Linked DNA regions of Homo sapiens: region 2 is linked to region 1. Evidence: chromatin loops called from intact Hi-C (ENCODE). Cell type or tissue: chondrocyte. All regions are shown on one strand. Links, peaks and the distances in the headings refer to the core of each region. The heading gives the core; the rest is flanking DNA. Region 1 overlaps DGCR5 (DiGeorge syndrome critical region gene 5). Region 2 holds the start of FAM246C (family with sequence similarity 246 member C (gene/pseudogene)).

What was found. Peaks named below come from ENCODE experiments on the same cell type or tissue, not always from the same donor. Only the 100,000 strongest peaks of a DNase experiment are listed, where the experiment ranks them.
Region 2: a loop joins it to region 1, with 7 times the contacts of the local background. A loop is called at or near these places in 4 of 110 quality-filtered maps.

What each region holds. Positions count from the first base shown.
Region 1 is chr22:18,977,670-18,989,970 of GRCh38, forward strand. It overlaps DGCR5 (DiGeorge syndrome critical region gene 5), which reads left to right. Exons shown (of 6, transcript NR_110533.2): 2 at 10,088-10,231. Among named protein-coding and RNA genes, the nearest start is that of DGCR5, 13 kb to the left of the region's middle. In chondrocyte, for the core only: no CTCF peak of the experiment used is centred there; DNase peaks (open chromatin) are centred at 5,562, 7,080 and 8,272.
Region 2 is chr22:19,026,670-19,038,970 of GRCh38, forward strand. FAM246C (family with sequence similarity 246 member C (gene/pseudogene)) reads left to right here and starts at 2,855. Exons shown (of 3, transcript NM_001396027.1): 1 at 2,855-3,095; 2 at 3,097-3,131; 3 at 3,133-3,552. The coding sequence starts at 2,855. The coding sequence ends at 3,552. DGCR2 (DiGeorge syndrome critical region gene 2) reads right to left here. Exons shown (of 10, transcript NM_005137.3): 10 at 9,617-12,301. The coding sequence ends at 12,196. DGCR5 (DiGeorge syndrome critical region gene 5) reads left to right here. Exons shown (of 6, transcript NR_110533.2): 6 at 4,113-4,573. It also overlaps the pseudogene CA15P1. RefSeq lists a silencer at 9,350-9,519 and an enhancer at 10,003-10,623. In chondrocyte, for the core only: no CTCF peak of the experiment used is centred there; DNase peaks (open chromatin) are centred at 3,733, 6,393, 9,406, 10,317 and 2 weaker places.

The sequences.
Region 1 (12,301 bases), core at 1,772-9,771:
AGTCAGACAAAAAGGAGTACATACTGTATGTTTCTGTTTAGATTAAATTCCACAAGATGTAAACTAATCTACAGTGACAATATAGAAGAATGGTTGCCCGGGGCAGGGAAGGGCACGGGGAACCTTTTGGGGGTAACCACCTCAACTGTGGTCAGAGGTTCACAGGTACAAACATGTCAAAAGGTACCAAATTATACGTTTTAAATGGGTGCAATTTATGTCAATTACACCTCAACAGAGAAAAATACAATGCTTATTTTATGCAAAGGGTTATTTTGTAAAACTCTTTTGAGGAGGACCGTCCTGGTCAGCGGCCCTCACCATCGAGACTCTCCCTGCACATGGGTGCTGTGGTGACTCGGCCCCTGGGCTCACCCTCTGGTGCTGTGTGCACCTCAAGAGCAGGATGGAAAGGTCCCCTCCCCACAGCCTGGCTGTCAGACCCCCGGCACAGAGGTGCACCGTGCAGCCTCCCGTCATTTCCCATTTGCCTGCCCAAGCTCTCAGTGTCTGAGCTCTGTCCTCTTTCTGGAAGACAGCCAGGTTTAGTGTTGGGAGCAGGAGACCAGCATGGGCTAGCCCAGTCCCACCACCTGAACAGAGGGGCTGTGATCCTCCAAGCTACCCAGGGAAGGTGCCACCTGGGTGCACAGCTGGTCCCAATGGTCAGGCCTCCCCTTGACAGAGGGGCAGGGCCGTGTCATGGTCAGGGCCTGTGCTCTAAAGCCAGACTGAGGGTCAAAACCCAGCTGCCCCATTTACAAGCTTCACGGTCTCAGGAGTGTCACTCTGCACATCAGTTTCCTCATCTGTAAAACCGATCAGTGACATCTGCCTGGTTACCTGCTGGGGCAAGTGGGTGAGTTGAGTCCGATGAAGCACTTAGAACGGTGCCTGGTATGTGGCAGTGTACAGAGCATGGGGCAATCACTGCAGCCGACCTAGCTGGTGGCTCCAGTGGGCCTTAGTGCCCCAGGCATCTGAGGAGCCCACTCTTCAGCACTGCCCCCGAGTGGCTGCAGCACACACTCCCCCAGGACTCATTCAGCCCTCCCAAGGAGTGGGAAGCCTCCGGAACCTGGTGCTGTCCGAGGCACGACACGCAGGAAGCAGGGCAGGTGTCCTCCCTGGCCCCTCACCCTTCCTAGCCAGGCTGCAGCTGATCCGAGGTGGTTCCTTGATCCTGGAGTCTGAAGGGACATTGAGGGGCTACCTGTGCTCCAAACAGACCAGCCCGCTTCTCATCTGCTTCACACACAGGGGTTCTGGGTAAGATTTCACTTCATTTCTTTGAAACACCACTCTGCTGGGCCAGCCAAGTCCTGTAGACCCCATCACTTGTACCCCTTGACCTCAGCAACAGGACCAAGACCTGTAGACCCCACCACTTGCACCCCTTGACCTGAAAAACAGGACCACAACCTACACCCAGCCGTCCTCACCTGGACTATGAGGATGGTACTGCTCACTGGCTCCGGACAGCTGTGTGACTCCAGGGGAGCCAGCTGTGGTTGAGATCTCGGGGGTCTTGGTAAATCTGGTAAACTCCTTGTGCAGTTCTAGCGAGCCCAGTGTGAGGACTGCCTGTTGGCTGGGAACCGTAAATCTGCTTGGGTTTCATGAGAATCTTGCCCTGAGTGACCTCCAGCTGGGGAACTCACCCTCCATCTGCGCCAGGGAGAGCTTGGTCATTGTCTGCAGGGACCCAACTAATCAGGACGGGCTTCCACGAGGAGACAGATTTGAAAGTATGCTCTCTTCGGGAAGCAGTAGCTTTAAACTGGACTAGCTCTTATATAATGGGCACTGTGTCCCTAACGAAACCAAAATATGGTCCAATAATGGCTTCTTTGAGGGAAGCACAGGGCAGTTGGGTTGTCCAAAGCCTTCTTTGGAACTTCACAGGTTTAAAAGGTGATGGTTCAAGAGGCCCCAGTATTATTCAGCCATATAAAGGAATACATAAACAAAAATGTGGCCTAGCCATACAGTGGAATATTACTCAGCCATAAAAAAATAACATTCTAATACGTGCTACAACATGGAAGAACCTTGAAGCATGATCCTGAGTGAAAGAAGCCAGACACAAAAGGTCACATGTAATGTGATTCCACTCATATGAAATATCCAGAATAGGTCAATTCAAAGCGACGGAAGATACATTAGAGGTTGCCAGGGGCCAGGGAACAGGGAAATGGGGAGTGACTGCTAATGGGTTCTGCTTTAGGGTAATAAAAATGTTCTGGAATTAAACAGCAGTGATGATTGCACACCATTGTGAATGTACTAAAACCAATTAATTCTACCCTTTAAAGTGGTGGATCTTATGTGAATTATATCTCAATTGTATCTAAATAAATAATAATTTGTAAAGGCCTCAGGAGAGGAGCTGATAATCAGGACTTAATCCCTGACTTGGCACACTACCTGTCACCCAACTGTCTCCAGTCCTTCATACTCATCAGGAGCCTTGTGCAACATCACCTTTGCACTTGAGGCTTCCTCTGCTTAGAATGCTGATCTGCCTGCCCCAGCATGTCCCATGAGCCTGCCTGGCTCAGCTCAGTGACTCTCGGCTTCTGCTCTCCCCATTCCAGGTATCACAGCTTGTATTCTGCTTTCAGAAATCAGGTAGTCAATCTTGCTGGTGCCTAGGGGACTGGCATTCTGTCACATATAAAGAGTGGGTGACCGCCAGGTGCGGTGGCTCACACCTGTAATCCCAGCACTTTGGGAGGCTGAGGTGGGAGGATCACGAGGTCAGGAGATCGAGACCGTCCTGGCTAACACGGTGAAACCCCATCTCTACTAAAAATACAAAAAATTAGCTGGGCGTGGTGGCGGGTGCCTGTAGTCCCAGCTACTCAGGAGGCTGAGGCAGGAGAATGGCATGAACCCAGGAGAGCTAAGATCGCGCCACTGCACTCCAGCCTGGGCAACAGAGCAAGGCTCCATCTCAAAAAAAAAAAAAAAATGAGTGGGTGACCAGCATTAGAGCATCAGGGAACACCCTCACCCAGGCACTCACCTGTGGGATGAAGCCACAGCACATCACCATGTGGAAGCCAAACTTGGTCACATACTGAGGCTCAGCACCCTCACCTCTTCAGCCTGTTGACAGAGATCCTTGGCCTGAAGGAGCTGTTTGTCTTTCTCTTAAATGCCAGACCTCAGCAGAGCATCAGTACAAGCCTGGGCTGCACATGCTAGAATATGGGTGGTCTAAGGATGTACTACATACAGTAGCAATTAGTCAATATATGGATCTGCCAGGACACTCCTACCTGAAGCACACTGGACAGCAGGGTTGGGTATAAAAGGGGTTATTATTACCTCAAGCACACCAGACAAGAGGGCTGGGTATAAAAGGGGTCATGTGCCAATTCTACTAGCTTATCAGCTCCATCAAAATTCTTATTTAATAATGTCATTTTCATAATGTAGTGTAAAGGGAGATGGTATACAACTCAACCTATTATTGAAATGCCACCAAGAAGTACCATGAGCACCAATCTAGGGTAGACAATGTGGCTGGGTCAAGGTACCCAAAAGCAATCTGAACATACCCACTGTGTTCTCCTCCTTCAACTTCTCCCTGAGCTTCTGGTTGTAAAGGTGCAAATCTGCCATCTGGTCTCCAAGTTTTGATGCTTAACGGAGGAAAGAAGAAATGCCCCTAATTAAAATAACAAATAAAAAATAACATTATCCAGTTTGTTCCATTTTCAGAAATGTTTTAAATACATTAAAAACTACTCTGCACTCTTTAAAAAGTAAAAAATGAACCCCAGGCAATGACTCTTTTCCTATTTCTTTTTTTTTTCTTTTCTTTTTTGAGACGGGGTCTTGCTGTGTCATCCAGGCTGTAGTGCAGTAGCACAATCATGGCTCACTGCAGCCTTGACCTCCAGGCCTCAAGCAATCCTCCCACCTCAGCCTCACAACTAGCTGGGACAACATGCATGTGCCACCATTCCTTTTTTTTTTTTTTTTTTTTTAAGATATGGAGTCTCCCTATGTTGCCCAGCTGGTCTTGAACTCCTGAGCTCAGGCGATCTTCCTGCCTTGGCTCCCCAAAATACTGGGATTACAGGTGTGAACCACTATGCCTAGCCCTGGCAATGACGCTTTCCAAAATATAAAATTGTGTAATCACAAAGAGGAATTAAGCAGGTGAGCTTCAACAGAAGTCTTAGCAGGTACTAGGAATTAAAGGAGGAGTGCTGAAAAAGTAACAATAAGTGAAAATGCAGGGTCAGGCACAGTGGCACAGTGGCTCAGGCCTATAATCCCAGCACTTTGGGAGGCTGAGGTGGGAGGACTGCATGAGACCAGGAGCTGAAGACCAGCCTGGGCAACATAGTGAGATCCCATCTCTACAAAAAATTTAAAAATTAAAAAAAAAATAGCTATAAATTTTTTGTGAAAACCAATGTAAATCACATATAGGAAAAAGACTGGGACTGGGTGTGGTGGCTCACAACTGTAATCCCAGCACTTTGTGAGGCTGAAGGGGGTGGATCACTGAGGTCAGGAGTTTGAGGCCAGCCTGGCTAGCATGGTGAAACCCTGTCTCTACTAAAAATACAAAAATTAGCTGGTTGAGGTGGCCGGATACCTGTAATCCCAGCTACTCGGGAGGCTGAGGCAGGAGAATTGCTTGAACTTGGGAGGGGGAGGTTACAGTGAGCCAAGATCGTGCCATTGCACTCCAGCTTGGGTGACAGAGCAAGACTTTGTCTCAAAAAACAAGCAAACTGTCTGGGTGGGGTGGCTCACGCCTGTAATCCCAGCACTTTGGGAGGTTGAGGCAGGTGCATCATGAGGTCAGGAGATCGAGACCATCCTGGCTAACACGGTGAAATCCCGTCTCTACTAAAAATACAAAAGAGAAAAGAAAAAAAAATAGCTGGGCGTGGTGGTGGGCGCCTGTAGTCCTAGCTCTTAGGGAGGCTGAGGCAGGAGAATGGCATGAACCCAGGAGGCGGAGCTTGCAGTGAACCGAGATCGCGCCACTGCACTCCAGCCTGGGTGACAGTGAGACTCCAACTCAAAAAAAAAAAAAAAAAGAATTGCGTATTTGTTTGTTTTGAGACAGGGTCTCACTCTGTCATCCGGGAAGGAGTGCAGTGGCGCGATCTTGGCTCACTAGAGCCTCTGCCTCCTGGGTCCAAGCAATTCTCCTGCCTCAGCCCCGGAGTAGCTGGGATTACAGGTGTGTGCCACCACACCCTGCTGTGTTTTTGTATTTTTACTAGAGACGGGGTTTCACCATGTTGGCCAGGCTGATCAAGAACTCCTGGCCTCAAGTGATCCACCTTCCTCGGCCTCCCAAAGTGTAGGATTGCATGTTTAAAAAAAATCAAACCTCATGAATGAGACCAAAGCGTCTACTGGCGCACAGGAAAAGAACACCCTTTACTTGAAATTACCCCAGGGAAAACCCAGGCACAGCCTCCCCAGCCTGGCAGCCCCTGCCAGCCTGTACCTAGGGTGGGCGTGAGCGTCCACAGCTGGGAGAGCAGCCGGCACACCCCAGCCCTGCTCCCAGGGTGAGCCACGCATGCACCAGGCAGAGAACTCCTGGGCTTCCGGCTGCTAAGCCCCAGGGGCCCCAGCGTCACCTGCTCTCGTGCGTGGACTGAGCACCTACTGTGTGCAGGCCCTTCTCAGGGGTGGGAGGGAAGGAGTGGTCTCACCCTGCAGAGCTTTCAGGACAACTGAGGAAGTTTCCCAGGGTCCATGGGAAGTCTGAACCAAAAACTGCTTCCCAGTGAGTGGGACTCCTCACTTTGAGGGATTTGGGTTCTGAGCCAGTAGAGCAGGCAATGCAAGAGGATCCGATCCCACATCCAGGCTGCATGGCTCTGGGAGTCCTCCTGCCAGCACTCTCCACCAGGACCCCTGCTGCCCCTCAGAGCACCCCCCACCAGAGTATGCAGGGCCTCTTGAGCCCACTTGGGCCAGGAGGGCACCCAGGCCTGCCTTTCCCTGCCTGCCTGCTCTCAAGGGTTAAGCTAACTTTCTCCATTTGTGCTAACGTTTTCCATACATTCTTTATTTATTTAATTTTTTTTATTTTTTGAGACAGAATCTTGCTCTGTCGCCCAGGCTGGAGTGCAGTGTTACCGTCTCAATCTAGGCTCACTGCAACCTCTGCCTCCCGGGTTCGACTGATTGTCTTGCCTCAGCCTCCTGAGTAGCTGGGATTACAGGCCCGTGCCACCCCCCCGCCCCCACTGGCTAATTATTGTATTTTTTAGTAGAGACGGGGTTTCACCATGTTGGCCAGGCTGGTCTCAAACTCCTGATCCACCCACCTCAGCCTCCCAAAGTGCTGGGATTACAGGCATGAGCCACCACGCTTGGATTTCCATACATTCTGGCCATTGGGACGAGCTGTGCACCCAGGTGTCACATTCCCTGGGTAGCTTGGAGGATCACAGCCCCTCTGTTCAGGTGGTGGGACTGGGCTAGCCCATGCTGGTGTCCTGCTCCCAACACTAAACCTGGTTGTCTCATCCACGCAGGGCCCCCACAGGACCTCCAGTCCATGCAGGGCCCCCACGAGACCTTCTGGTCTGCACAGGGCCCCCAGAGACCAGGAAGGATCCCCTCGCTGGAATTTGAGTCCCAGCCTGCGAGTTGGGCCAGTGGCATTTGTTCTCCACGTGTGACTCTGTAAACAGCTTTCCCTCCTGGTTTCTGTCTTTTTTTTTTTTTTTTTTTTTCCGAGACATGGTCTTGCTCTGTTGCCCAGGCCGGAGTGCAGTGGTGTGATCTTGACTCACTGCAACCTCCACCTCCCGGGTTCAAGCAATTCCCCTGCCGCAGCCTCCCAAGTAGCTGGGATTACAGGCGCCCACCACCACGCCCAGCTAATTTTTTGTATTTTTAGTAGAGATGGGGTTTTACCATGTTGGCCAGGATGGTCTCGAACTCCTGACCTCAGGTGATCCACCCGCCTCAGCCTCCCAAAGTGGTGGGATTACAGGCGTGAGCCACCGTGTCTGCCCTGGTTTCTGTCTTGGGTGTGGTCCCCAAACTCTTAAGCACAGCCTCACACCTCCACCCAGTCATTCACATAGACCCTGGGGTGCGCAGAGGCAGAGGGTCACCCGCAGAGGAGCTGTCCGCATGTCCATGGCAGCCTCAGTGTGGCTTCTCTGCTCAGCCCAGGGTGTGGTGATTCCGTCACTGCTTTAAATGTGGGGTTCAGGAGGAATTCTGATATAACAGGGATGTCTCCACATGTCTTCCCTGCCTTAGCGTCTTGAGGTGTACGTGGAAAAACCTCTGGCAGGGCTCACTCTGACAGAGTCCCGGCCTCTGACATTGAATCACCCACAGTCTCTCTAGTTTATGTGGTAGGGTTCGGGATTTATGAAAATCAAGTACTAAAAAATGACTTCCTTGTCTCTTTGAATTCAACTCTGATTAATGTTTGATCCTATTTATTAACTTAAACCATGAAATTCCCTTAAGTATTTTAAATGGAATTAATATACGTCATATATTTGATTTTTATTTTCCTATATCAGTTGTTTGGCTAGCAAACAGACCTTCCAAGCATTTAAACAGTGCTTGTAAATCTAATAAATTAAGCTAAAAATATGAAGCACGTTTAATTCTCTGGATTTTAATATACTTTGTGAGCTTAGTAACATTTTTCTATTCCTCTTAAACTTAAAAAAAAAAATTGAAAACTAGGCCAGTTTCAGTGGGTCATGCCTGTAATCCCAGCACTTTGGGAGGCCTAGGCAGGTGGAACACCTGAGGACAGGAGTTCAAGACCAGCCTGGCCAACATGGTGAAACCCTGTCTCTATTAAAAATACAAAAATTAGCTGGGAGTGGTGGCACATGTGTGCCTGTAATCCCAGCTACTCCGGAGGTTGAGGCGGGAGAATTGCTCCCAGGAGGTGGAGGTTGCAGTGAGCCGAGATTGTGCCACTGCATTCTAGCCTGGGCAACAAGAGCGAAAGTCTGTCTCAAAAAAAAAAAAAAAAAAAATTGGAGACTAATATTAAAGAGCACAATCTAAAGTGTAGGGCTGGAATGAATGAATGAGCTCTCTAGGCGAGCAAAGCCTTTCAGGGCTGATGTCCCTCGGTCCCACGAGCCAGGCCTCCGCAGGCTGAGCACTGAGCGCTGTCTGTCTGACCAGAACATCATCCACTCGGGCAGTGCCCTCCTGGCCCCGGCCACCAGGGCAGCGTGGGAGCAGATCCAGCGGAGCGAGGGTGGCACGGCACAGCTGCTCCGGCGCCTCGAGGGCTACTTCAGCAATGTGGCACGCAACGTGCAGTGGACGTACCTGCAGCCCTTTGTCATCGTCACCACCAACATGAGTAAGGCACTGGCTGCGTTGGGGGTGGAGGCCTGCAACCCTCAGGGGTGCGCCCAGGAGCTGGGTCCCCATGGGTGGAGCAGGTGGGCTCCCGGCCCCCACTTGGCCATGCTCTTAGAAAAATGATTCAGAGGCTGGGCGCAGTGGCTCACGCCTATAATCCCAGAACTTTTGGAGGCCGAGACAGGCAGATCACATGCAGTCAGGAGTTGGAGACCAGCCTGGGCAACATGGTGAAACCCTGTCTCTACTAAAAATGCAAAAAGTAGCCAGGTGTGATGGTGCATGCCTGTAATCCCAGCTACTTGGGAGGCTGAGGCAGGAGAATCACTTGAACCTGGGAGGCAGAGGTTGCAGTGGGCCAAGATTGCACTATTGCATTCCAGCCTGGGTGACGGGGAGACTCTGTCAAAAAAAAAAAAAAAAAGCCGGGTGCGGTGGCTCATGCCTGTAATCCCAGCACTTTGGGAGGCCGAGGAGGGGCAGATTACGAGGTCAGGTGATCGAGACCATCCTGGCTAACATGGTGAAACCCCGTCTCTACTAAAAATACAAAAATTAGCTGGGCGTGGTGGCAGGCGCCTGTAGTCCCAGCTACTCGGGAGGCTGAGGCAGGAGAATGGCGTGAACATGGGAGGCGGAGCTTGCAGTGAGCTGAGATGGTGCCACTGCACTCCAGCCTGGGCGATAGAGGGAAATTCCATCTCAAAAAAAAAAAAAAAAAAAAAAAAAAGGTTCAGCAGCAAGGCCTCCATTTCCTCATCTGTAAATGGAGCCTTTGGGAAGACAGTCTGCAATGACACACCCATGGCTCCCAGGGGACAGGTCCTGGGCTTGGGAGATGTTAGGCCGTGATCTTGGGGGTTTGGCAGGCCTTCCAGACCCTCAGGTGTGAGACTCTAGAAGAGTGAGTGTCGAGGATCCTGCCTCACTTCAGGCTCACTGCAGACAGGTGTAGGTACACATGGGATGCAGGAAGTTGGAAGTCGCTTCTGTTCTAAAGATGGTTAGTCAACTGGATATGGCGGTTCACACCTGTAATCCCTGCATTGTGGGAGGCTGAGGTGGGCAGATTGCTTGAGCCCAGGAGTTCGAGACCAGCCTGGGTGCCATAGTGAGACCCCATCTCTATTTAAAAAAAAATTAGCCAGGTGTGGTGGCATGCTCCTGTATTCCCAGCTACTCAGGAGGCTAAGGTGGGAGGATCGCTTGAGCCCAGGAGGTTGAGGCTACAGTGAGCTGAGATTGCACCACTGTACTCCAGCCTGGGTGACAGAGTGAGACCCTGTCTTAAAAAATACATATAAATAAGTAGGCTGGGCACGGTGGCTCATGCCTGTAATTCCAGCACTTTGGGAGGCCGAGGGAGGCAGATCACTTGAGATCAAGAGTTTGAGAACAGCCTGGCCAACATGGTGAAACCCATTCTCTACCAAAAATACAAAAAATTAGCCGGGCATGGTGGTGTGTGCCTGTAATCTCAGCTACTCGGGAGGCTGAGGCAGGGGAACTGCTTGAACCCAGGAGGCAGAGGTTGCAGTGAGCAGAGATTGCACCACTGCACTCCAGCCTGAGCGACACTGTGAGACACCGTTTCAAAAAAATTAATAATAAAAAATAAATTAATTAATAAATATGTCCAGCCAGTGTCAGTGTGACAGTTGTGGTCATTTTGATAACAGCAAGGGTTCAAGAAAGCCCTGGGAGTGATGTCTGATTAAATGAACTGTCCCCCCAGTTCTTGCTGTCGACATCTTTGACAAGTTCAACTTCACGGGAGCCAGAGTCCCATGGTTCGACGCCATTCATGAAGAATTCCCCAGGGAGCTGGAGTCCTCCATCTCCTTCCCAGCCAACTTCTTCAAACCACCTGAAGAAAAAGGTAGAACCGCTTAGAAACCTGCTACTTCCCTTGGAGTCCCCAGCGTTCAGGGAGGGGAGGGCTCCCCCTGCGGGCATCCCAGGAGGATGAACACGCCATACTCCCTGCGCACTGAAGATCCGGGGCCGGAGTGTTCCGAGTGTTCGCTGGCACCAAGTCCTATTGGTGACAGCAGGTTGTTTTGTCCAAGTGCTTAGGTAGAGGTTGAGCATCCTAATCCTGAAATCTGAAATGCTCCAGAATCTGAACCTTCTTGAGCACCAACCTGACACTTAAAGGAAGTGCTCATTGGAGGGTAAGTATGAAATGATACTTTAAAATAAAAAAAAATCAAAATCCAGGCCGAGCACAGTGGCTCATGCCTGTAATCCCAGCACTTTGGGAGACCGAGGCAGGGGGATCACCTGAGGTCAGCAGTTCGAGACCACCCTGGCCAATGTGGTTAAACCCCGTCTTTACTAAAAAATACAAAAAATTAGCCAGCTGTGGTGGTGGGCACCTGTAATCCCAGCTACTCAGGAGGCTGAGGCATGAGAATCACTTGAGCCCAGGAGGCAGAGGTTGCAGTGAGCCAAGATGTGCCAGCCTGGGTTACAGAGTGAGACTCTGTCTCAAAAAAAAAAAGAATCCAGAATGTTCCCAAACATTTCAGTTAAGGGATACTCAGCCTTGTAACTGATAACTTGAGAAAGAAAAGAGAACTGAAATTTGTATGTGAGCTGATTGTCTTTGATGGGCAGTTGAACCCGTGAAGTTGAACTTGTCAAAGATGTTGACAGCAAGAACTGGGGGGACAGTTCCTTTAATCAGACATCACTCCCAGGGCTTTCTTGAACCCTTGCTGTTATCAAAATGACCACAACTGTCACACTGACACTGGCTGGACATATTTATTTATTTATTTATTTATTTATTTATTTATTATTATTAATTTTTTTGAAAAGGTGTCTCACAGTGTCGCTCAGGCTGGAGTGCAGTGGTGCGATCTCCGCTCACTGCAACCTCTGCCTCCTGGGTTCAAAGCTGCTTCTAGCTGGGCATGATGGCTCACGCCTGTAACCCTAACACTTTGGGAGGCCGATATGGGGAGGATCGCTTGAGCCCAGAAATTCAAGACCAATCTGGACAACATAGGAAAACCCCATCTATACTAAAAAAGTTTTTTTTTAAATTACCTGGGCATGGTGGCACATGCCTGTAGTCCAACCTACTCAGGAGGCTGAGGCGGGAGGATTGCTTTAGTCCAGGAGATGAGGCTGCAGTGAGTTGTGATTATGCCTCTACAGCCCAGCCTGGGCAACAGAGCAAGAACCTGTCTGGGTCGGGGGAGGCAGGGGAAGCTGATTCTAAATAGAAATAGAAATTTTAGACTCACCTTCCCTTCCCTGCAAGAAACAAACAAACAAAAACAAACAAGAATGCTGTCTGTGTATGTACAAATCTTCACTCCTGGGTTGAGATTATGATACAAAACAGTTTGAACATTCTGAACTTTCTTAAGGTGCTTTTTTTACAGATCTGTGACAATTACTAAAAACTTCCCCAAATAAAAAGGACATGAAAAGGTAAACTCCATAATGGACAGTTTAAAATTGGAAACCTTCTTAGTAAATGGATTTTGTCAGGTATATGGTGTTACCTCATGTGTCTTTTTTTTGTTTGTTTTTTTTTTTTGACAGAATCTCACGCTATCGCCCAGGCTGGAGTACAGTGGCGCGATCTCCGCTCACTGCAAGCTCCGCCTCCCGGGTTCACGCCATTCTCCTGCCTCAGCCTCCCGAGAGTAGCTGGGACTACAGGCGCCCGCCACCACGCCCAGCTAATTTTTTGTATTTTTAGTAGAGACGGGGTTTCACCGTGTTAGCCAGAATGGTTTCGATCTCCTCACCTCGCGATCCATCCGCCTCAGCCTCCCAAAGTGCTGGGATTACAGGCGTGAGCCACCGTGCCTGGCCCTCATGTGTCTTAAAAAGAGGGGTGACTCTGATGTGGGGTCATGCTTGAAACTGAGAGGACGAGGTCCCCGACCCTCCATTGCAGCCAGCTCTCTCTGGAACTAACAGAGTGAGA
Region 2 (12,301 bases), core at 2,416-10,415, 50 kb after region 1:
GCCTGGCCCCCGGCCCAGGGCACACTGAGGGGAACAGGAGGGGAAGGAGCAGGCCCTGCACTGGAGCCTCAGTCAGCTCCTCTGTGCCAGGGGCAGCTGGAGCTGGCTGAATTTGAGGAACTTCCCGGAGGAACTGGAGAGCAGACCTGTGTGCGCGCCCCGCTCTGCCACGTTCCCTGAGGGACACACTGCTTTGACCAGCCCCCACCCCATCTCCTCTCCGCCAGTCCCCGGTGTCCACCCCAGCCCCGCTACCGATGAAGCTCAAGCCAGGGTCCCCATCACCTGCTTCACGGCCATCCCTGCACTTGAGCTCAGGGGCTCAGGGTTGTGCTGACACGCCTGCCTGTCCACCCCTCACCGACACCTCTGCAGTCCTCCTCAGGGCCCAACAGGACCCCCAGGACCCCGCTCCCATTCTGCCCTTGCTCCTGCCAACCTGTCTTCTCTATGCCCATGACTTTGGAACCCTCTGCCACAAGTGCCAGCCCCCACATCTGTAGCCCCTGCAGGAACAAGCCCTAATCTGGACTCATTGCAATGGCTCAGCTTCTCTTCCAACCTGTCCATAAACCTCCAGGCAGAGATCACAAAACTAACAGCTCTTTCTGCAAATCTGGACTCTCTCCTGCACCTTCTTCACCGTCCAGGCCTCCCTGTCATCCGTCCTGGGGACCTCAGAGATCTCTTCATTTCACAGGTGAAGACTTGGCTCAGAGAGGGCAGAGCCCCTGGGTCACACAGCCCGTCTCCAGTAGGGCTGGGGAAAAGAACCCAGGGCGCTCTTGTTGGCAGTGTTTTAATGACTGGGGGGAGGGAGAGAATGGCTAATGAGGCTCTAGGGATCAGCACAGCCAGCTGCTGGAGGTCCCAGAGGACGGGTGACTCAGCAGGAATGGGGGAGTCTGAGGGGTTGACAGAGTGCCCAATTCTCACCTCCTCCTGCACCTTCCAGAGAGACGGGCTGCAGGGAGTGATTGAGTGGATGAACATGACTAGAGGGACCCAGTCTTCTCCTCAGCAGCTGCTTGAGGACAGTATTAGCGGTCCCCTCAATCCCCCCCCCAACACATGCACACATGCACTGACCTGCAGGGGCCAGATCCCGGTGGACCCGGGGACACAGCTTCCAGGGGCTGTCTTGCCATGTCCCTTCCCAGATCTGCCTGGATTCATGCCAGGCCACCCTCCACAATTTGCTGAGGGAGGCCCCAGAGTCCAGGGCACCCAGAGTGCTAACTAGCCCCTGGGGGTACAGGGAGAACAGCATGCTGTGTGGGGGATACTACTCTCTGCCCATACCTAGGGCCCTGTGGCGGCCACAGGCAGCACTGCTTATGCAGAGGCACTGGGGTGAGAAGGAGTAGGGTGCAGTAGTGAGGGCTCCACAGAGGGTGGAAGGGCTGCAGGGGAAGGCAGACCAGCAGGGATGCCATGAGGGCCTCAGATGCCAGGCTGCAGAGGTGGACGGGCTGGCCAGCTCCTCTCCCCAGCCTCCTACTGTAAAATGGGAGAGGATCCCAGCCCTGCTGATTCATCCACTCACTCCATGGCAAGACAGCCACTGACAGCTCTGTCCTGGGGCCCACCCGGGCCTGGCCTCTGTGCAGGCTAGCACTCAGTATGCTTAGTGCCACACTCGGCCCAGGAGAAATGACCCAGCCCTGGGCTCAGAGACCCCACAGTGGGTGGATGGAAAACAGTCATTTAAATACAACTGTGAAGGGTGCTGTGGAGGAGGGGCTCGAGGTCCCCAGTGTGGGATGGGGTGGTCATGGAACGTTTCCCTATCTAAGTGGGAAAAGTGAGAGCCACCAGGAAAATGGCGGGGGTGGGGGGGGAGAGGAATTATGCAAAGACCCAGAAGGATGAAGAAGACTGTTGGATTAGAGGAGGTTAAAGACACAGACAGGCTTGGACATGGTGGCTCATGCCTGTAATCCCAGCACTTTGGGAGGCCAAGACAGGAGGATCACTTGAGGCCAGGAGTTCAAGACCAACCTGGGAAACACAGTGAGACCCTATCTCTACAAAAAAAAAAAAAATTAAAAAAAATTAGCCGGGCATGGTGGTGCACAGTTGTAGTCCCATCTACTCAGGAGACTGAGGTGGGAGGATCGCTTGAGCCCAGGAGGTGGAGGCTGCAGTGAGCTATGATTGCACCACTGCACTCCAGCCTGGGCAACACAGCAAGATCCTGTTTGTAAAAACAAAACAAAACAAAACAAAAAACCCAGCTTGAGATGGCCAGGGATTTCCAGAGGCCCTAGGCAGACCGCCTTGGAGAGTAAGGGAGACCCTGAAGAGCTCCCATGGAAGGGCCAGCAGCCTGGGGCTGGAGATGCCACCTGGATGGATTCCTCCAGCTGTGTGGACTAGGGGACAGGGTGAGGAGATAATGGCCTGGACTACATGGAAGGACGTCGCCCTGAGCCATTGAAAAGGGCTGTGGGGTCCATGACCACTCCTGGCTTTCCCTTGACTATGATGGAGACAGTAGCTTCCAGTGTAAAATGTGAGCTCAGTTCCTGACTCGTGTCTAGCGGGTGGTGCCTGGTCTTTGGCTGGCGATGCTCCATGTCACCTATGCCCAGAAACTGGGCCATGCCCTTTGTGAGGACCTGCCCACAACGTCGTCGTTCCCGCAGGGTCCCCTGGGAACCGGGCTGCCCGAGACCCGGCCCTGCCGGGGTTCCCTGCGCCCCAGACCGGAACCCCCAGGGCTTTGGTCGTTCCCACAGCCGTCCCGCGGGCCCCCTCCACGGTGCGTCGCCTGGGCCCCAGCGGTCGCTAGGCTGCAGCCTGGGGCTCCCGGCCATCCCGGGCGCTGGCGGCGGTGGAGGCAGCAGGGCGGATGGCGGAGCCCGGCCGCCCGTGGGCCCAGGCGCGTAGTGCGTACAGAGCCAGCGAGGTGCTGCGGCGCGGCACGGGCCGCCGGCGGGATCCGGGGCCGCAATCCAATGGGCCGGGCCAGGAAGACGCCCGAGCCCCGGGCCGGATGGCTCGCCTGCGCGGCCAGCTCCGGGCCGAAGCGGCTTCGCGGTCCGAGGTGCCGCGGCTGCTGAAGCTGGTGGAGCGTGCGGGGGCCGGGGCGGCCGGGCGCGGGCGAGAGGACCGGCGCGCACAGCCGCGGGCTCCGTGTGCTCGGTATGCGGGGAGCCCCGCGGCGGGGCCACCTACCCGGCGGGGGTCCTGGAGGTGAGCGAGCGGCGGCTGCAGGAGGGCCTGGCGGCAGTGCGCGAGGAGCTGGGCGCCGGGATTGAGGCGCTGCGCGCGGAGCTTCGAGCGGAGCTGGATGCCCTGCGCGCGCTGCTGCCGCCGCCGCCGTCCCCGCCTGCCCGCCGCGAGCCCCGCGCCGTCCCCCGCGCCGCGCCCCGCGGCCCGACCCTGCCGCGGACGCTCGGCACCGTGAGCGCCCTGGTCGCCGCCTCCAGGCCCGCAGACGACGCCCCGGACGGCCCAGCAGAATGCGGAGCGCACCGAGCCCCGGCCAGGAAGAACCACAAGAAGATGCCAGTGCCGCCTGGGGCCCCGCAAGGTGGCGGGGACTGAGGGCGGCCGCACAAGGGCAGCCTAGGCGAGGTGCGGAAGGCGTCGCGCTGGCTACTCTGGTACCCCCAGGACGGGGCAAGTGAGCAGATCGGTCCCCCTCGTGGAGCGTGGCTCTGAGTCAAAAGGGTGCCCGGGTGCCGCCAGTTAGGGCTCCGGTACTGGAAGGAGGGGGTGGGCCACGTGCGTCTAGGGAGTGCAGCTGGCAGCCGGGGTCCTTGCCAGAGACTGAGTCCGGCTAGAGAACAGGGTGGAGCCCCTTTGGACCTTAGAGCTGGGCCTTTGGGCCTTGGGTCTGGGTGGGCCTTTGGGCCTTGGGTCTGGGTCAGCCTTTGGGCCAGGGCTGGGTCAGCCTCCAGGGAACAGCCGAGACTCCTCTTCCTTGGGGTGACTGCAGGTTCTTTTTCTTGCAAGGTCTCAGTGAGGAGGCAGGGTCTCCACGCACTGGAATAGTGTCAAACCACACACAAGAGCACAGAACCCAGGGACACAGGGCGGCTGAGACACTCAGCTGGTGATGGTCCTCAGGATGGTGTCAACCAGTATGTAATCACATTCCACAGGGCACCAACTGGACAGAGGCCTCCGGTCAGCCTCACTCTGACTGCAACCCCCTCTCACTGGACAGCATCACCTGGACACAGAGCCTCACCTAGTCTGTGTCCCATGGACACAACTTTGCTTTGGACAGTGACACCAAGAATACTCACCCCTTTACTTAGCCAGACCACAGGCAGCCACCTGGACACAAACATCTCTCCAGAGTCAGCCTCCACACAGACTCCACAGCAGAACTCCCAGGGAGGCACTGGGGCATGGCTTCAGAGCACCAGGCAGCGCTCCGCGGTGCCTAGCACCCGCTCAGCCAGGGCAGCCTGCAGCGGAGCTTGGAGCCAGCAGCTTCTCATCTCTTGGCCTCGGGAAATGTAGCTGGAGTCATCATTTAGCAGAGCACGGTGTCCCTGGGTTGGCCACCCAGCTTAGTTTTAAAATAAAATAATGTAATCTTGGCCTAATGGTGGAATTTCTGACTGCTAGATGTTCTCCTTCCATCTGACCAGGGGATTCAGACACAATGTATAGGATGAGGGTGGGGGCCCTTCTCCCTCTGAGAGGAACCTGGAGAGGCCCGGGTTCTGCTGAGGTAGGAGAGGGTCACTCAGAGGGCTCCCACGGAACAGACAGGCACACTGAGGCCTCAGTGGGATTAGGGCAGGAAATGCCCCTCTTGCAATGGGGGACCACGCCGGGTCACGCACCCACCCCCTCCAGGCTACATTAGGCTAAGGTCACTCTGTGCATTATTTCATTATTTCACATGGAGGGTCGCCCACGGTTGACAGAACCACAGGCTGAGCCCCAGGCCCATCAGAGCGCAGTGCACAACTGCTAGGGTGGGGGAAGAGCAGGGGGCTGCTGCGGGGACCGAGGCTCTCGGAGAGGCCAAGACTGCGTGCCCCTTAAGAGGCTGCTGTGGGCCGGGCACGGTGGCTCAAGCCTGTAATCCCAGCACTTTGGGAGTCCGAGGCAGGCGGATCAGGAGGTCAGGAGATCGAGACCATCCTGGCCAACACGGTGAAACCCCGTCTCTACTAAAAATACAAAAAATTAGCCGGGCCTGGTGGCGGGCACCTGTAGTCCCAGCTATTCAGGAGGCTGCGGCAGGAGAATGGCATGAACCTGGGAGGCAGAGCTTGCAGTGAGCTGAGATTCCACCACTGCACTCCAGCCTGGGCGACAGAGTGAGCCTCCGTCTCAAAAAAAAAAAAAAAAAAAAGAGGCTGCTGGGGGCGGAAGTTACCCGTGAGCGGTATGGGGTGAAAGTGGGAGGGTCCAGCCTGGGGCAGGGTGTAGAACAGGGTCATCTGAGGGTGCAGGGCAAAGAGATCAAAACGGGGTGGGAGAGGGGCAGCGCCTGCGGGAGGAGCCAGGCAAGGCCCGGGGAGGGGTGTGGGGGGCGAGGGGGGACGGTGGCTCCACCTGCACCCACCGGATGGGTATGGGGTCCTCGAAGACGGTCCAGAGCACCGTGGGCTCGCAGTCAGGCGGGGTCAGCGACCCAGCGAAGCGACAGTAGCTCGAGGTGTTGGGCCGCATCGACGCCAGCGGGAAGGTGGACATCAGATTCACTGAGAGCCCCGGGCGGCAGAGGGAGGGGGATTGGAACCAGCCTCCCTGTGCCCTGCTGGTGCCATCCCCAGCAAACCCCCCGCCCCTGAGCCGGAAAACGACCCGGTGGCTCCTCACCTGGCTCAGGCACCTTCCTCAAGCCCGACACTATGGCGCAGAAGTTGGTGTTGCTACAGTCCTGCTCCTGGGAGGGGCTCCAAGTGCGAGGGGTTCTGAGTGAGGGAGTCTCTGAAGAGGGAACTCAGCTGGGGTACTCTAAGCAGGAGGCTCCCAGTGGCAGGAGGCATCTGGCATCTGGGAAATGGGGTGGAGGGTTCTCGCCGCCACTGGCCCTGCCGATTCAGGCATTCCCACCGCCCCATCCTCCCACAGATCCTATAGACCCTAGAGATCCCCCCACGGACTCCACAGGCCTGGCCTGTCCACTTCCAGGATCCCCATGGACCCCTTTTTTGGAAACATACATAGAATCACAGCCCTGCCTTCACCGCCAGCAGCACCTCCAGCAGCAGGGCCTGCACTCGAGCCCATCACCGTGGCGTGGTGCCTCCTCCATGCTCTGGTACTTTGTGTTACTGTGGACCACGTGCATCTGGGGGGAGGCACAGATGTGGGAGATACCCAGCTGCCCTCACCTTGCTCTCTCTCACCTCCGTGGGAGCACTCCGGCCACCCCACCTTGTTCCCGAGTCTACCTCCATAGCCTGGCGCTGCCTGTCCAGGCTGTGCTCCGAGTCTGCTCGCCTCGGGCCCCCCCACCGCCGGCAGTTGAAGTGCAGCTGCAGTGCGCGGTAGACAGGCAACAGCAGCCCAGCCTCCCAAATCTCCAGGTGGTTCTGAGGATCAGTGTCCATTCAGAGTAGCAATGAAGGGGAGGAGGCACACGACACCCTCTCTACCTCACCACCTGTCCATCTTGTGCCATTAGGGCACAGGGTATGAGCAGAGGCCCTTCCTCAGGCCAGGTTTCTCCCCAGTGCGGCCCCATTGCCTCCATGGAATGGAACCCATGGTGTCCATGGCTCCTGCTGGTCAGCAGAGCAGAGCTCCACAGACTGCAGGGGAAACCCTTCCCCCCCCCACACCCAGCATGGCATGGAAGAGGGCAGAGGGCAGCCCTCCTGGTGTGGGGCTCTAAGCCCAGCTGTGTGTGGTCAGGGATCCTGGCCCTGCCAGAGACCCTGACTCCTGGTCCTCAGGGGCCATGGCTGGTTGTGATTTGTAAGGTGGGACCTGGCACCTACACAGAGGGTGCATCTGGACTGCTGTGTGAGGATGCTCCTTTCCTCTGAAGCTAGCCCCTGTGGAGGGTTTTTGGCCCTGTAGGTTGTCTCAGCTCCCGTGTGTAGGGGGTCCTGGTCCCTGTGTACACGCAGGAGCTCTCATGCCCTGTGTGGGGCTCCTGCCTCTGCCTAGGAGGGGTCCTGACCACAGGGTGCTGACTTGTGTGGCTGTCATTCTCCAGGGTCCAAGGGCCTGGAGGTGCTGAGTCATAGCCTCGGAAGATGAAGGGCCCTAGGGTAGAGTTCCGCCGGACCCTGTGAAAGTCAATGTTGATGAGGGACTGGCCTGGGCCCCCACAGGCAGGGGGCCAGCTTCTTCCAGTGGGTGGGGACTGCTGGAACAAGGACTGGGGCCTTTGGGGTGGGGGGGGGGTCAGGGAGGCAGCCTGGGGGTGCAGCAGAGAGTGGCCCCCATACACCCAGAGGATAGCCCAGCCTCAGGAAACCTAGCTCCCTGCTTCCCCCACACCTGAACAGGTCACAGCACCCCCCTTCTCTTGTACCCTGCATCTGACCTATCCATCTAGTCTCCCAGTTGGCTGCCCCATGGTGAGATGAAGGTGGAAGGGTCTCCGGCACACAGTTGCACACCCACACTGGGACCTCTATCACCTGCACACACTTGGGCTGGCCACAGTAACGGGCACACCAGCCTTGACTGACTCGGGACCGGCAATCACAGCAGGCCCAGACTCACACACAGGGGGACAGTCACGCACTTGCACCTGATGCCCAGTCAGTCTACTGGGGCAGACGACTACAGACAGAAACCTGCAAAGGCCACAGAGTGCAGGGTGCAGACTGTCTCTTGGCCACTCTTGCACCACTGGCACATGCTCTGGTGGTCCCAGGACACAGACTGATCTGACACAGCCTCACATGACACTCTGTCCTCACCATACTTGAGGTCCTGGGAGTCATAGCACCAGGCACCTATAGAGACAGTGGGCAGGAGGCTGAGCTGAGAGGCCAGTCATCTGGGCCCTCTCCAAGCCCCATCCCATCAGCTGGGGTCCAAGAATGAAGTAGGTCAGGGGTTTAGGCCAGGGGAGGCCAGTGAAGAACCTTCTCTCCTGTCACCCCTACCTCAGTATTTTCTCTCCCCAGTCCCTCCCCACTCCCAGTGGCAAGACCTAAGGGGTGGTGGAGCATGGCAAGAGGGTAGATTGGAGGCCAGACAGGAAGAGTCCTGGTGCTCACTCTCAGAGTCTGCGCCACACCAGCTGCACCGCAAGGCGAGCATGATGCCAGGGGCGTGCGTGGCTCAGTGGCAGCCGCAGCTAGGAAGGACTAGAAAGTGGCTAGACCACGCAGCCAGGATGCTGGCCTGGCTACTACATATTTATTCATTAGCTAGCTGGGCTAGGGGCGTGGCTACTGAGGAGAGGATGGGAGGGGTCGGTGCCCAGGCAGGGCCACCAGGAAGAGCGCGAGCGCTCCAAACTCACCCAGGTGTGCTCTGGTCCCAGGGCTGCACTGATGCCAGCAACAATCGCTGAGGTTAATCCTGCAGGGGAGGGGTGACCTATTATTATCCCCACTTACAGTCCAGGAAACAGAGGCTGGGGACCAGAATGACACACCAAAGCCACCAGCAAGAAAGGTCAAATAGTGAGGGCACCTTGGACCCCAGTGCCCATGACTTTCGGGGCAAGGATGGGAGGAAGGTGTAGGATGTCTCTTGCCCCACTGTGGGCCCGGAACTGCCACCCCATCCCAAGACCACAGCCTCCCTCCTACCCAGGCCCCCCTGCGGATCCAGGCCAAGACGGAGCCCTGCAGGAGGTCAGAGGAGGGGACTTCTTTGCACCCTGCGCCTCTTTCCAATCGCCAGAGGGCAGGGCCCTACCCACATTGGGGATGGGAAGACAGCCCCTACCCAGAGGCAGGGCTCGGGGCTCTGTCCAGAGTGCTGACAGTGACCTGTGTGCTCGGGACTCAACACCACCACTCCACTCCTGCCCCAGCAGATGGGATAAAAAATGAGGGGCCACATCCTCGAGGCTCCCATCCCTGCCAAGGGACTTACCAGTTCCTTTCCTAACCCTGACTCCTCTCGTGTCCGGCCGCAGGACGTCCCCCCAGTATACACATCTGGAGTGCCCCCAGAGCAGGGCATGCAATCACACTTCCTGGGCCCACTACCCTCTGAGACCTAGAGATGGCACTGCTGGACATGAGTGAAGAGGCCCCAGAGGACCTAGGCTACTTTGTAACATTAGGTGGCTTGGACTGGAGGGAGGGGCTGTTTCCAGCCACCCGGATGATGAGGGGAGCTTAGAGGAAATGGCGCTGACGGCCAGGTTCCAAGCCCTGCCCTACCACCCCGTCCCATGCTAGCTCCCAGATGGTGTCAAGCAGCCTTGCCTTTATGTGGATCCTGTGCACGTCAGCAACACCTGCCAAGGCAGCAGCCGATGCCCCAAGCAGGGCTGGGTGCTGCAGGATAGCTGTAGGCAGCTCAGGGCTGCTGCTCTCCCTGCACACTCCACCTAGGGGCTCCAGGCTCAGCTCTGCCTGGTCCTCAGGGGGTTTGATGGACGCCTGCAAGGGCTGCAAACCCTAGGTGCATTCTGCTGAAAGGTGGGTACCCAGCCTCTTCCACCTTAGCCTGTGGCAGCCGTGGGGGCCACACCAAGGACTAACCATGCCTCTTCCGGAACACAAGTTTATTTGGCATTTGGATGAAATGATTCTCACAGCATCTTAAGAAAAGTTAGTGTCAACCCAACCAAAAACTAAAAACCCTTAATGAAAACATAAAAAAACAGGCATCAAGACAATGTACAGTATCAAATCCCACCTCCGCATGGCAGGTCAGAGGGCACCTGGGCTCTGAGAAACCGTGGCAAGCTGGTCCTAGAGGAGGAGGACCCCTGGAGCACAAGGTTCAGCAAGGGTGACCCCGGGACTTGCTGGTCAGACTGGGGACTGCAGCAGGCCTTGCAAAGGGGGCATTCTGGATGGTGGTGCAAGAACAGATGAGCGAGTCCAGCTCTCCTCATGCTCCCAAGGGCCTCCTGGAGCCACAGTGGCAGCGGTGTTCCAGGCAGCCCTGCCATGTGGACCTTCTGCCTGGCCCAACGTGCCAGTGGCCTGAGTGCTTGTGGAGGCCCATGGGGAAGGGGCCACCCAGCAACCCCGGCCAGCCCAAGGCCCACCCTCTGCAGCCTGCATGGTCCACTTTACCCCGTTTCCTCACTGCCCCCTACGTGTCTGACCGGCCCCTAATGTTCCTCTGGTCCCCAAAGGAAGCGTCCCAGTCCCACACATCTCGTGCCAGCCACCCTGTCCCGCACACACAGTTCTGAGGCCTGGCAGGAATCCTCTGAGCTCTCAGGCTCAGGCCCGTGGGGGACTCTGCTGCGTGGTCCTCGGGCCCTCACTGGCCACCTGGCACCCATAATGCACATGCCTGCTGCTCTGGAACCTGGCTGCCCTGCCCCAGTGCATGTGGGATCCACGGCATGCTTCCTGCTTCGTCCTCTGCAGCCAGTAGGGGACTCCTGTGGCCAGGACTTCCTTGTTAAGTAGCAGCCCTTCTCCAAGGGGAGCACAAGCCTGCCCGCACACAGCCTCCAGCATCATGCTCCAGCAGGCCAAGCTCAGGGACAGGCAATTCAGTAACAAAACTCACAGCTCTGGACAGTTCTGGCACAAAGGTCAAGTCTGTCTGTGGGCAACTCAAGATTCTCATTCCACATGGGATGGAAAAAATGGGTCTCCAGCCACAGTGTGAGAATGTGTCAAGAAGTGGACTGTGCATGGAGTCCATCCCCGAGCAGCACCACAGAACTGCATGCTTCAGACAGGCCTCCCAGGTGCTGCCCCGCTGGTCTGGAAAGACTGAGCGAGACAGCACTGCCTCAGCACAGCCCAGGATGCATCGATGACCCTGGAAGAGTGGGCCCCCAGTGACCCGTGAAGTTCCATGTGCCACCCTCACCTGCAGACGCTTGGCCACATACACACACAGAGACACAAACATACAAAGGAAAGATCCAGACATTCAACGTAGAAAAGATATGGATGTGCTAAAAATCGCACAGAACCCGCTTAATCTCCAAACCTCAGAAATGTTAAAGGCCCTGTGTCAGGCAACAAAACCACTGCCCAGGAGCAGGCAACAGGGTCCGTCAGGCAAAAGGGTGCCAGGAAGGGCCCCCAGCCCCTGCGCTGCTGAGGAGGGGCCGGGAGGTGTGCATGCGGCCGCTGGGCACTGAGCTGCAGTAGTGGCGGTGATGTAAGGAGTGGACTTTAAGGAGATAGATGCAGCCCAGGATGGTGGTTTCAGCCACCCCTCCTGCAATGAAGCAACCCTTTATGGCACAAATGGGGCCGGGGGCAGGCCCAGGGGCAATTCAACAGGAGGCAAGAGCCCAGGGCTCCAGAGTGGAGAGACAGGAGGCAGCTCAGTCCCCAGACCCCAGCAGAGCATCTGGGGCCTCGGCCCCACTCCAGAGCTTCTTCCTGAGGGAGCCATGCACAGCAATGCTGGGAGAGGGACTGATGGGGTGGGGTCAGGCCTCCTGCCACAGAGCTGGGCTGCAGAGCCCAGATGGAAAGACACAGTGAAGAGCTCAACCTCCTTCCAAGCTCTCCTTCTCAGGGCTTCAGGTTCCAGAGCCCCAGGGGAGCTCCCAGCCAGGGGCAGGGTCACCTTGATATTCACAACTGGGCTTGTGGGGGCCATCTTCAGTGCAACCGTTGTGACAAAGTCAAGAGGCTGCCTCCCTGAAGCAGACCCACTGCCTACGCCACACTGACGGTCCAGAGGCCCCCTCCTGAGGGCGGCCAGCAAGGGGCACTGTGGCAGCTCCCACTGTGCCTGTCCCAGACTGGGTCAGCAGGTCTCTCTGGACAGCACACTGCACCAAGTAAGCCCACCAAAAACGCATCAGGTGTGGCCATGGCCCACAGTACCTTCTTCATTCCCTGCCTCTAACATGTGCGGTCTGAATGAATTTTGTCACTCTTCTGCCATTTATAAAGGAGAAGACAGTGATCCAAAGCTATGCATGTTTCTGAAGCCCTCAAGGAAGCTCGGTGCAGGCCATCACTTCTTTTGGCAGAAGGCGGGCTGTGGTCTCTATGTACACACGCGAGCCCGCCAGTGACGTGCGGCAGTGCGTGGCGTCCAGGCTGGGACAGGGGCCTTTCAAGTCTCCCCAGGGACCGGTGTTTTCTACAACAGACAGGTGCTCCCAGACCGTTGGGGTACAGGCCAGGCCGTCTACACCACAGTATTGAGGGAGCTGCGGCTGTGGCGGCCACCCCCTGGCAGTGCCTCTGCAGCTGGGGTGCTCCCGCTCTGGGCAGGGTCAGGGGGCACGAGCAGG